2 separate regions of the Homo sapiens genome follow, and region 1 is linked to region 2. A link is a contact called in ENCODE Hi-C or POLR2A ChIA-PET data. All regions are on one chromosome and are shown on one strand. The core of a region is the stretch at or near the end of the contact, and the rest is flanking DNA. Distances in the headings are between cores, read along the strand shown. Region 1 overlaps ATP10A (ATPase phospholipid transporting 10A (putative)). Region 2 overlaps ATP10A (ATPase phospholipid transporting 10A (putative)).

Region 1 (6,705 bases), core at 4,206-6,705, 71 kb after region 2:
GGAGCCACGCCACCAGCCACACAATTCCAAGTTCCTTCACTGTGCCTACGGGTCTCGATCCAGGAAAAGAGATGCTGCCTTCATTGTTGAAAAAAGGTCCTTTGCCACAATGAATTTTTTCAATGGCAGCACTTAGCAATGTATGTACCCACTCACTGCAGCACACTTTACACGCGTCCTTATTTTTGTGCTATCTCTGAGTGAGAACAGAAATGAATTGGCTACTTATATATTTTGATGGGGAACTGAATGCACTAAAATCTAAGTAGGTCTCAGATAAAAGTCACAGTCTTCAGCCAAACAAACGCAGGTCTCATTCCTCTCTGGCACTTCCTGGGCCCTCAGATTGGAGGGGTGTGTCTGTCTTACATGGGAAGAACATGAAGAAATGCTGAATCCATATGTGAAACACAAAGGCTGTGCTATTTTTTTCCCCCAAAATTAAGTCTAGGGAATGCCAAACACTTTATAATTGGCTTTGTGAAAACAAGGTCTTGCCTTTACTTTAAAAAAAGAAAAGAAAAAGTAAACCTGTAATTCCCACAATTCCCAAACAGAGACTAAAGGAAAATGTATTTTGAAATCAAAGATGGCAGGCACATCTGCCATTTATTTGGAATAGTTTTCCCAAGCCATTTACCTTAATGATTATAAGCAGCCCCTTACAACCTTGAGAAGAAACAGAAAACTGCCAAATTTTTAGCACTTTTTATTTTCTAATGCAGAAAATTAAATATCCTTTTGGTCATGCATCAAACAAGTGATTTTTTCATTCATTCCACGTACTACATGAAACAGCCACAATTACACAGGTCCATATACATGTGGTTTTTTTCTAACAAAAGTTACACCAAGTGTGCCTGGCTCTCCTGCCTCCCCTTCCACCTCCTCCACCTCTCTGCCACCCTGAGGCAGCAAGATGCCCTCCACTTCCTCCTCAGCACGCTCAACATCAAGATGACGAGAATGAAGATCTGTATGATGATCCACTTCCACTTAATGCATAGTAAATGTATTTCCTCTGCCTTAAGATTTTCTTTTCTTTTCTTTGAGATGGAGTCTTGCTCTGTCGCCCAGGCTGGAGTGCAGTGGCACGATCTCTGCTCACTGCAAGCTCTGCCTCCCAGGTTCACGCCATTCTCCTGCCTCAGCCTCCCGAATACCTGGGACTATAGGCGCCTGCCACCACGCCCAGCTAATTTTTTGTATTTTTAGTAGAGACGGGGTTTCACGGTGTTAGCCAGGATGGTCTCGATCTCCTGACCTCGTGATCCGCCCGCCTCAGCCTCCCAAAGTGCTGGGATTACAGGTGTGAGCCACCGCACCCAGCCAAGATTTTCTTAATAACATGTTCTTTTCTCTAGCTTACTTTACTGTAATAACACAGTATATAATGCATCTAACGTACAAAATATGAGTTAATCGACTGTTTATGTGATTGGTAATGCTTCCGGTCAACAGTAAGCTATCAGCAGTTAAGTTTCAGGGACTCAAAAGTCAAACACAGGTTTTCGGCTGTGCAGGGAGTTAAAGGTTAACACCCTTAAGCATTTTCAAAAGTCAGCTGTACATTTACTTCTCTTCCTCTCCACCATAAATGTTGACTTACTTCAAACTATAACTCCTTCCCTTTCTCCAGAAACTGAAGGGAATGTATTTTTCTCTAGTATGTGGAGATCACACCATTGTGACCTCAGCTTACGCTTCCACTCACACGTGTGTTTCCATCAAACGGAGGGGCATCCACCGGGCTGGAAAGAGCAGCTTTGGAGGAGCAATAACAGAGCACAAGCGCAAGGAGTGAGAAGTTCATGGCTTTTAAGGAATGGCTGTGATGGCTGTGAGATGAGGAAAACATCCTTCACTCTTTTCTCCCCTGGTGGCATCCTTACGTTTTTCAAGCATCTGCTCCAATGTCATCCACTCTCCTACCTGGAGCACCACTGGCTGCTCGACCCTGTCCTGAGCACCCCACCCCAGGCAGGTGGGGCAGCCAGCAGGGTGGCCCCCCACCAGCCCAGGGGCCTTCCTGCCCACCCTTCTGCGGCTAGGGGCTGGCTTCAGGCCATCTGCCTCTGTGTCCAGCCACAGGGGCCTCAAGATATATTAAAGTGAGCTTCGCTAGCTCAATGAATGAAGGCTTTGAAAGTTCTTGTGACGACAGCTGAACACTCCCTGTGAAATAACAATTTTAAATGAAGTTGTCATTCACCAAATATTTTTAAAAGAAAAACACATGGGGCTGGGTGTGGTGGCTCACACCTGTAATCCCAGCACTTTGGGAGGCCAAGGCGGGCAGATCACCTGAGGTCAAGAGTTCGAGACCAGCCTGGCCAACATGGTGAAACCCCGCCTCTATGAAAAATACAAAATTAGCTGGGCATGGTGGTGCACACCTGTAATCCCAGCTACTCGGGAGTCTGAGGCAGGAGAATTGCTTGAATCTGGGAGGCAGAGGTTGCAGTGAGCTGAGATGGCACCACCGCACTCCAGCCTGGGTGACAAGAGTGAAACTCCATCCCCCCGGCCAAAAAAAAGAAAAAGAAAAAAAAAACCCAACATGTATTGGTGACAACCGGGGCTCTGAAATAACTTCCTTATGAATTCTGCAGCTGTTTTGTAGTGGAGGTGAAGGTCAATTGAACGATTTCTTTGAGGAAGACCACAGTAGAACATACCAGTAGGAAAAAAAAAACAATAAGCAATCATGAAAGAATATTTAAAGTTAAATCTGTCATATTTACTTTTCAAAAGTGACACACGTATCACTGGCTGATAGAACACACCTCGAGATTTAACTCTTTGTTTTCATGCTGGACGTAATAAACGTCCTTAATTTTGCAATATGAAAACAGCATTGCCATGAATCTTCCCTGTTCCTCAAGGTTATTTTCTGGGTCTAAGGCTTGTTCTCATTGTTGCATTTGTCTTTTGTCAAGGTCTCATCATGGGTTTACTATCCTGCAGGGAATTTTAGATTAAGCAGCTGGCCATAAATTAATGGTCACATGAGGAAGAGCAAGGAAGGATTACCTCAACACAAGTCACAACAGCTCTCATAGAAACATGCTCCAGTTTACCTCATTTTGCAGGTGTGAGAACAGTTTTGTTTTGTTTTTTGAGATAAGAGTTTTGCTCTTGTTTCCCAGACTGGAGTGCAATGGCACAATCTCGGCTCACTGCAATCTCCGCCTCCTGGGTTCAAGCTATTCTGCTTCCTCAGCCTCCGGAGCAGCTGGGATTACAGGCATGCGCCACCACGCCTGGCTAATTTTGTATTTTTCCTAGAGATGGGGTTTCTCCATGTTGGTCAGGATGGTCTCGAACTCCCAACCTCAGGTGATCCACCCGCCTCGGACTCCCCAAGTTCTGGGATTACAAGCGTGAGCCACAGTGCCTGGCTGAGAACAGTTTTATAAGTAACTACTGATTCCCAACTCAGGTATTTTTACCCCACTCTTTTCCCCCATTGGGTGGCTGACCTGGATCTATATTATCTTTGTGCCAGTATACCAACTTTATGCCAAATGCCATACATTCTTTGAGGGAACCTGGAGCAGCTCCTTGAGTGAGGTGGGATTTGAGTTTAGGATTAGAGGGTGGGGAAGGTGGACAGGCATTAACACTAGAGCAAGGTTCCCCAGGCTTTGAGGGAAGACTGGACGTAGTTGGGAGGGTGTGATGCTCTCACTGCGTGGCCACGAGATGAAGGTGGGGCATGTGGAGAAGCCAGGTACAGGCAGTAAGGGTCTAATGGAAGAGGGGCCACAGGGTTGGGAGAGGGGACATGATGCTTAAGTGAGAATGTCCCTCTTGTGTCCCTGAAACCTGAGCCCTGCAGATGCTTCCTGAAGGATGGAAGAGTCTACACTGTGGGTCAGGGCTCCCCAGTGGCCGCAGATGGGATGAAGCCACCACCAGAAAGAGCCCAACTGAGTGTGGGGTGGGGTGGGCCCTGCAGGATGTCACATGAAGAGCCCATGAGATGGGAGAGAGGAGCATACGTCGGGCGGGGTGAGACATGACCCAGGCATGCACTCCCCAAACCTTCAGACACGGCTTACTGCATGGTGGAGGAATGGAGAACATGCATTTTACTCTGATTTTCTCTAAGGAATAAATTTTATTTTAAAATCACAGAGAAGGAAAAAATCAAATGGAGTATCAAACCTTAATTTAAGAAATCCATCTGCTTCATCAAAAATTTGCTGTGAGCTTTTAAGAATAAACAGGGCAAATTTACTTTATTCAAGAATGATATTCTTTTTGTAAAGCCTATCTTCAAAGTAATACATTATTCAATTTCTGCTTTAAACCCTTCGTTTTTATTCATTTTCCTTTTCTTCTTGAGAAAATCTCAAACTCACTCATGGTTCCATATATGTACTACGTGCCTGAGAACAGTGCTGTTCCCCACAGACGGGCTGGGAAGGCAGGAAGACAACCCCACTCCTGCATTTAATCTCTCGTCTCCAGCAACATACTGTAACTTAAGCACGGGAAGATCCTAAAACACATGACAGGTGAGGAAGGGACTGGAGACACCTAGTCCTGTTTCCCACAACCTTCATTTTCAGTTCCACCTTGGACCGCTGCTGCCTGGGTCACCCATGAAGAAGTGGCCTGCCCTGGTAGTCACAGGTTCCAAGTCGCCCAAGCTGGAGAGCTACAAGCACTTCCAGAAAATCTGGGACATGCATGGTGAACCATCCAAACGGGAAGAAGGTCATTACAAAAAAAAAAAAAATGACGGAACGTCCATAGTGGAACCTAGTCTTACACATTAGGCTCATCACCTAGCAACTAGAACCCTTGCTGAGGGTTTCCACATCACTTCCTGATCACTCCCAGTGACCCACAGTGGGGACGTGTTGGGGAGATGATGGATGCGGGGCTAGAGCAGGAAAACCATTCTCATGCTCCTCATTTCCCCCCAGACCTTCTAATAAGATCTGCTGTCAGAAAGCCCAAGGGCCTGGCTTAAGATCCCCTAACGTTCCCTGTCCCTGGTCACCCGAGAGGGCAGAGCCCACAGGGAGGACAGCTCTGTGAGTCACCTACCGGGACCAAGCCCTAGGTACCTGCACCGCTCAGCTGTCACCACTGCTTATCAGCAGTTCCAGCCCAGCCCGAGGTTCTTATGGTTCCTTTAAATCTGAGGATGTCCTAGGAATGGGCATCATGTGTTTAGTTGCTTATTTTCCAAGTGTAGCAGTGCCACTGGGACTCTGGGCACGGGGACTGTTTTGCAAAAGTTGAAAACACACACGGGTAAAAGCCGGTCAAAGAAAGCAGTAGCCAAACTAAAGTCAGGTTATATATCCACCAGGGCTTTACCTCATACCTGCCTACAAAAGGCACAAGATCAACAAGGCCTGTTTGTACCACGGTCTGAAAAACGAGCCAGCACCGCCCTGGGCAGGACGAGGAGCCCAGGGCTGCCCAGGTTCTAAAAGTAAAAGCCTCCCACGGAAAATAGCACGCCAGGGATTCCAACACGAGGAATCGAGGTGGTTAGTGACTCATTTTCAGAGCCAGGAAGGTGAGGTGCAGCCAAGACCCAAGCACCATCAACTACGTCTGACAGCTAAGAGGAGGGCAGCCGAGATCCTCAGGTGTAACCACAGCCTTACAAAGGCACACAAAGCCAGGACGGTCTGATCTGAGAGTCAGCAGAAGCCTAGCTTTACATATAATGAAGCTGGGGCTGGAAGGAGGCGGGAGGATCATGTTACATGGCGGGGTCTCCCCCAGATGACCTTAAGGGCAGCTTGGCAGGAATTTTACTTCCTTGCATTGATTAAAGCCCATGAACAGCCTTAAGTCCCCAGACAAAATAGCAAAACAGGTCCTGGACGATTCAGCGCGAGGTGGGACACAACAGGGAGGGAGAAGTCAGTATCCAGGGGCACTGCCCGGACCCAGAAGGCGGAGGCTGGGATGTCCCCAGCAGAAACGGACTTCCCTGGACTCCAGCAGGCTCTCTGCGGATAAGGGATTGGAGTGAGTGAGAGGAAAGAGGAGGACAGAGGCAAACTTTTCTTTCTGCCCAGTTCTAGGCCATCAAGGGAGTGAAGGATCCCCAAAGACATAAGGCAGAGCTGGGAGAAGAAAGGAGAGGAGGAAACAAAAAAAGGAACAAGAAGTAAGGATGAGGAGACAAAACAAATGGCATGGAACATGCTAGAAGCCTTCCAATGACTTCCCCATGTGGAAACTGCACACCCGGGCATCCCTCCCGGCTTTCTGTGGATGGGCCCATCCAACGCAGCTCTTGTTAGAGGAGTGCACACTCCCCTCTACTATTTGGTAAGTGTTTGTAGCAAGACCAGTGCATAGGTGGGACGTGATCTGAAAGTTTACAAGAAGGAAGTGAAAAACCACTTGTGAGATTGTGGGGAGAAAACGCTGGGAGCCCAGAGACACCACAGGCGTCAAGAGTCCAGGGACCATGCATGGTGGTTTATCAGTGGCAAGGAGACCAAGGTTTGACCCAGCCTGACCTCGTAGCACTTCCTCGTCCAGATGGATGTGGGCTTGTCCTCCCATCACGCACCTGTCCAAGCTGGCTGCACCTGCATGGACTGCTCTCCACTCTGCAAGGGCCAACACAGCTCACACCCACCCCGATGCCAGAGGAAACCGAGGCACACGGCTGGAAGCTGCCAGTGGGCAAAGCGCTCCAGCCCCAGCTGGTGCAGAAGC
Region 2 (6,361 bases), core at 1,345-3,844:
CTTAAAATATTTTGTCTCTGTTTATTATTCTTTCTCTCTAAGAAAAATGTCATGGACATGGCTCAGAAACAGTAGGACATTCTGTCTCTGGGACTTCAGAGCTGTGTTTGTAATGTTCTACCAACAATCCCATGCCCTGGGGAGTGTGCGCAGGGGAGGTCCCAGGCACGGGACGGCTGGCTTCCTCTGCATCCTTCTGGAACTGGGGAGGATTTGGAGGATTTTTAGAACTGGAGGGATCTCTAGAGACTGGCATGGGCTGAACTGGAGCCCCTCATCCGCCGCTAGAACTCATATATTGAAGTCCTAACCCCACGTAGCTCAGAACGTACCCTTATTTAGAGAGGAAGTCTTTAAAGAGGTAACTAAATTAAACTGAGGTCATCAGGGTGGACCCTAATCCCACATGACTGGCGGCCTTATACAAAGGGAAAATCAGGACGCAAAGACACACAGAGGGGAGATCATGCAAGGACACAGGGAGAAGCCAAAAAAAGAGGCCTCAAAAGAAACCATCCTGCTGACCCCTTACTCCCGAATGTCCAGCTTCCAGACCTGTGAGAAAATAAACTTCCGTTGCTTAAGCAGCCCAGTCTGCGGTGTTTCATCAATGAGGCCCCAGTAAACGAATACAGAGACCATCTTTGAGTTTCTCATTTAAAAAGCATTTCATATCCAGAGCACACCTTCTGGATGAGGAAAATCCTGTTTACATTGCTTATTTCTAACAACAGGCAACACACAACACTCCCCATTTAGGAAATACATTGATTTATCCCTCCATCCACTCATGTCTACCCCTGACTCATTCCAAACCAGCTTTGAGGTCATGCCCAAGTTATCCATCAGTCAGACTTGTCAACCTGCCCCCTGGAGCATGGACAAAAGTAGAGGCCCCCGATCCACCCTTCTGCTCTGGGCACACTAACTCCATTCTTCTTAAAAAGCAGATATCCAGCTAGGGAAGAGGAAGCAGTTCTACAGATGGATGGTGGTGATGGTTGCGCAACAATGCGAATGAACTTAATGCCACTGAACTGTACACTCACAAATGATTACAATAGTAAACTCTGTGTTATGCATATTTTGCCATGATAAAAAATTTCATTTACTGCCATGCCACCCTGAATGCATCCAATCTTGACTGATCTTGGAAGCTAAGCAGGGTCAGTACTTGGATGGGAGACACAATTTAAACATTTTTAAGTGGATATAAACCAACTCTGAGAATTGACTGAGAAGAAATGAAATAATCATCAAGTTGAACATAGACCAGAAATCTGGCACCTTTCAGTACAAGTACATAAAGTCTCCCTCGCCAGTAATTCGTGAGGGCACTGCCATTCTGATCGTCATCACCATCAACATAATTACAAGTTTGGGGAGGCTTGCCAAATGCCAGGCATTGTGCTAAGTGCCCTACAATTATCAGGCAACCCTGCTAGAAAGTCAGTTTTTGCACCACCTTCAACTTAGGATCTTTAAGTATCGTGCCCAAGGTCACAGTGGTCTTGGAGTGACAGACTGGAGCTTTCTTGGCCTCTGAGCTATCAGCTCAACCATCAATACCTGCAGAGACAATCTGGCATTAACAGAAAAAGATTGTACAAGTAAGCCAGAAAATGTGTAACAGATTCTATAGAAACGTCCCCCAAAATTTAAATTGCTTTTTATTTTTTATTTTTGAGACAGAGTTCTGCTCCTGTCATCCAGGCTGGAGTGCAGTGGCGGGATTTTGGCTCACTGCAACCTCCACCTTCTGGGTTCAAGCGATTCTCCTGCCTCAACCTCCCAAGTAGCTGGGATTACAGGCGTGAGCCACTGCACTCGGCCTTAATTGCTTTTTAAAGTTCTAAGTTTCCAAAATTTAAGTTTTAGTATTTTGAAAACATGCTTCAGCTCAACATACCTTAATCTGATCATAGATACCCTCTTTCCATCTTCAGCAATGCCTGTGGATGTGGGCTTACCAGAGCCCACTCAAAAACAGAGTAAAAAATCAGGAGCGAGCCCGGGGACTTAGTGCTAGTTCTTCTGATTAATAAATATGAGACTTTTGGCAAGTGAAGAGAGGGCATTTGGACTCGGATCTCCGGGGTCTCTGTTGCCCTATAAGTCCACAATCCTGTAGGATGCAGAGATGGTTCCAATGAATCCCTGTGCTTGGGATGACAGACTCACTATTGCAGAAACAGCATCACCTGCAAAAGTGCTGCCCACACATGCCAGCCTCAAGCTGAAGCACTGCCCTCTGCATCTCTGCTGCAGCACCCCAGCATCTCAGACAAAAGGAAGCAGACACCGTGAAGGGTTCGCCCACTGCAGAGCAACATGTTCAAATAAATATCTCACCGGCAAGAAAGAAAGTGCTCACAGTTTCTGTTGTTGTCTTACAGATATTTCTGAAACTTCTTTGGGCAAAGTGATTTGACCTGACTAGGTGGAAAGAAAGAGGCAGGACAGTGGTGCAACAGAGAGCCCTCCAGCCCTGCCCCTGAACTTGCGTTTCTGCTAGAGACCGCAGCAGCAGGTGCTCCAGGGATGCCCAGAGCCCTGCGGCATGCTTCTGTTTCCTCCTGATGCCTGGGACCTCCTCCTGGTAGAACAGCTGTGTCCCCTCTTCAACCACATGGGGGAGGCGTGTGTCTAATTCAGCAGTGCCCAGATTGCTACTTGAATGAATGGTTTGATTCACAGGGGAGATTCTGTTACCAACCTTGTATTTCACATTTGTATTAAGTGAATTGCTACTAAGTACTCAACAAAAGCAAATACAGATGTCCTCCATCTTGAAACAGCAGTGATGTTGGAAAGGGCATTTACAGTCCATTAAAGAGGATACTGTTATTTTTTTTCTATCATAAAAAAACTAAAGTAAAGAGGTTCATATTGCTTCAGCCATTGGGTGAGCACACAGCACAGGTGCACACTTGGGTCATCTGCAGGTCTGCTGCCAGCAGGGACCCTGCCTAACGCTCCAGGTGGAAATCTGTGAGTGAGGCCACCTGTCTGGGTCTCTGGATGATGTGGGCAGAGAGAACCCTGGTGAGAGAATGCACAGAGAGCAGGGGCCAGCACCTGCCAGCCAGGCAGGGCCACCGCCTGCACCAGCAAGAAGACGTGGAAAACACACACACTCCCGTCTTCTGCATCTGGATCCCGTTCTGAAAACGCCCTTTGCATTTCCCTTCATGATACTCCCAGGTCACAAGGAGGGTGAGGTCCCCCTGGTTCACTTCCAGCCTTGACATCACGCCTGGACATGGTCCTCGAAGGCTCTCAGTGACAAACACAACACCTCTGTCTACCTGGCTTTGGTCTCGCCACCTGCTATGGGCCTGTTTGTCCCTGGACTGAATGATCCCCGTCTGATCACAGAAGTTTTCCACCTTAACAAAGCCTTGGAGACAGCTGCTGCCCTACAGAATGCAATCCTCATCCCGTGCAACAGCAAAGCTCTGCTCAGGGTCACTGCGCTGACCTCCTCGGCTACCATCCCTCCCAGCACCCATTCCTGCCACGCAGGGAACCCTGAGGAAGCCCAAACCTTTCTGCATGGCTTCCTCTGTCTTGCCATCCTACAGCATCAGGCGAAGTGCCCTTCATTTAGCATTTCAGGATGTTGTCTTTTCTGGAGAAGCCTTCCTGACGGCCCCCTGGTAGGGTAGGCAGGTGCCACAGCTCCGAACTTGCTTAGTCCCCATGCAGACATCAAACCCCGTGCTTCCTGGGTGTGGCTGGAGCTGGCTCCCATTCCTCCTTCACTAGACCACAGGTTCCCTGAGCACAGGTACTCTGTGCCCTTGAGACCATCACAGTGCCTGGCACACACATGGTCAGAGGGTGACGAATGCTTATTTCAGAAGGATCTCAGGTGCCACAAGCTTCTGGATCACCCCAGAACTCCGTGCTGGGCTCTTGGGGACCTAGAGCCCCTGCCTGCCGCACCATCTCCCAAGAGGGCCTGCTGAGGCGTCTCTGTGGTTCCAGAATGCATAGTTCCTCTTTTTAAAGTGCGGGCTCTTTTCCCCTGGCAGCAATACAAAATGATTTCTACATAGCCTCTAATCCGGCTCCTTAGCTCCTTACTTATTGATCATGGGTAAAGAATGCCTTCATTAAATTAAGTCAAGCATTTTAACCCAAATTAATGGAATAATTACCCCAACTCTTTTGTTTTGTACTTTCTTTATTATTACTATTATTATTATTTTGTATTTCAATCTAATTTGTATTTACCACTTGATGGTCAGTGCTGTGGAAATTCAAAGGAGGGCAGATGGCCCGATCCCAATACTGAACGAATGAGTGAATTTACTTTTTCACTGCCAAGACTGTATTGTCAGGTGAACATTTTCAATTTGCTAAACTGAAACAGCAAAGTAGTCTGTTTTTGTCCACCACGTGTCTCCTGACACATAGTGGGTACTCAATCAGTTATTTATTGAAAAAATAAATAATAAATAAATACCCAAGTGAAAGCGTCTGGTGGCAAGAAACACCGAACGTACAAGGAAACTTAACTCAAAGTGATAATTTCTCCAAGTTCCACAGATTCAGTGTTACTCTAGGGGTTAATGCCCCGTGACAAATACTGAATAGAAATGAGCATGAAACCCATTTAGACAGCAATGTAATCTATAATAGCGGCTGTGATTGTATTATTTAAGGTATCCCAAATATGGAAGTGATAAGTAGGTTGGCCCAGCCGCTCATGGCGGGACACTCCACTGCACGTCACACAGCATGTGACGGAGAGTGCTGCGTCCCTGCCTGACGTGGTTCTCGTCTCCACGGTGACAAGCTGACAGGGACAATGAGAACTGGCATCCAGGCCTCCGCAGTCCTCTTTCAGAGTCAGCTTCACACAGGTCCACAGGTGGCTTCTGGGAGGCTCACGCCTCAGAGAAACTGATCAAGGGGTGTCTGGGTTCTGCCTTCTTTTTCTAACTGGAGATTTTCTTGCCGCAAGCACCAGTGTTAGAGATCAAGTGGTCCTCCCTTAGTTTCTGAGCAGAAAGGCAGCTTTTCCCTTGTTAAATTCTAGTTTAGAACGCAGGCGCCAGCCTCCCCTTGCCTTTTCTGCCTTTCATCTTTTGTCCCCTTGCCTCCTGACTGTCGCACAGTCAAAAAGCCTCGGTAGATGGTGGCAAAATTCAAAGGCTCACAGTGCGGGGTTAGAGTTTGAAGTCTCAAAATCAAAACCCTTTCTTTCCCTCCTGGCCCCAAACGCTCCATGCTGTTTCAGTGGGCTGTGGCTGTCAGCAAAGCCTTGCTTTCTCCTCCGTCAAATGCACCTAAGAGTCCCTAAGAACTGGCTGTGCATTCAGGCAGTAGGTAACGAGAGTTGTTTCACAGAACACCAAATTCAAACCTAGATGAGGGCTGCTCGTTAAAATTGCCCTCTTGAACGTATTTGTACTTAATCCAACAGGGTGTCCCTGCATGAAACCCGCCTGCAGCCCCTCTGCTGAGCTATTAGCACAGTGAGATCCACATCAGTCTGTCTGCTTCCACAGCCACAGGCCACTTAGTGCCTCTTCCATCACTACAGGTGGGGGTGATGGTGTGAGCAGAGGCACGGCTTTTGGGTGTGAACGTGTCATGCTTTAGCGCTCACTCAGTAGACAGCCTTGCTGGAGAAAAGGTGCTCTCTCTGTGCACAGCGTAAGAGGGGTCTGGAGCCTCAGTGTATTTGTAATAAAAGGGACCCTAAAGGCAGAGTTCCATGGACCACAGGGCCATTGGTAGCCACATAGAGGAAGACCATACTACTATTTTAGAGGCCAACTGGGATGGAGAATACAAAAAGAGGTCAGCTAAGAAAAAACCTCTTGCGCTAATCTGGGGAATGATTCCAAGACTGAAATGGCAACAGAAATGTGAAATTCTAAAGCACAACCAGATCTGCTCAGTCATCAGATTCAAAAGAAAAGTTATCCAGCACCAGACGACTGGGCAATTTGGACCAAACCTCTAGTTACTGGCAAACAGAGATGCTGGACAGAAAACTGAAGACAGCTGCCTGGAGGTATGAAGGATTTAACAAGAAAGTGAAGAATAAGCAAGCCAAGAAATAAAAAGACAAAAATCCAGAGTTGAGGCTGGGCTTTGAGGTTTCTTTTCCCTGAGGAGGGTCTACAGCTTCTGCAAGATGTAGTTAAGAGGTTGAGTGGAGCTCATGAGACACATGTTGGTGCTCGGGGCCTATATTAGTTGCCTGTAGCTGCTGTAACAAATGAACACAAATGTGGTTGCTTAAAACAACAGTCATTTGTTGTCTCGCAGTCCTGGAAGTCGAAAGTTGGAAACAGGTCTCACTGAGCTACAGTCAAGGAGTTGGCAGGGCTGTGTTCCTTTT

The links. Hi-C counts contacts between places; a loop is a spot of excess contacts on that map. ChIA-PET counts read pairs that join two places held with the same protein, here RNA polymerase II (POLR2A). Pooled maps may share reads with other maps.
Region 1: a map of ovary shows a loop between it and region 2 (4-fold over the local background). The contact joins two enhancer-like sites. A Hi-C loop is called at or near these places in 2 of 168 maps with a recorded cell type or tissue (aorta and ovary), 2 of 37 single-sample maps with no recorded cell type and 6 of 50 pooled maps. POLR2A ChIA-PET finds 5 or more read pairs at or near these places in 3 of 52 experiments (HEK293, Panc1 and activated CD4-positive, alpha-beta T cell).

Annotation. Positions count from the first base shown.
Region 1 is chr15:25,805,281-25,811,985 of GRCh38, forward strand. The region is part of intron 1 of ATP10A (ATPase phospholipid transporting 10A (putative)); the gene reads right to left. Among named protein-coding and RNA genes, the nearest start is that of MIR4715, 40 kb to the right of the region's middle. RefSeq lists an enhancer at 6,145-6,645. Within about 2 kb of position 5,456, at least 3 of the 41 ENCODE cell types and tissues checked have a DNase peak (open chromatin) inside an H3K27ac peak, as active enhancers do.
Region 2 is chr15:25,737,402-25,743,762 of GRCh38, forward strand. The region is part of intron 2 of ATP10A (ATPase phospholipid transporting 10A (putative)); the gene reads right to left. It also overlaps the pseudogene RNA5SP390. Among named protein-coding and RNA genes, the nearest start is that of MIR4715, 110 kb to the right of the region's middle. Within about 2 kb of position 2,595, at least 2 of the 41 ENCODE cell types and tissues checked have a DNase peak (open chromatin) inside an H3K27ac peak, as active enhancers do.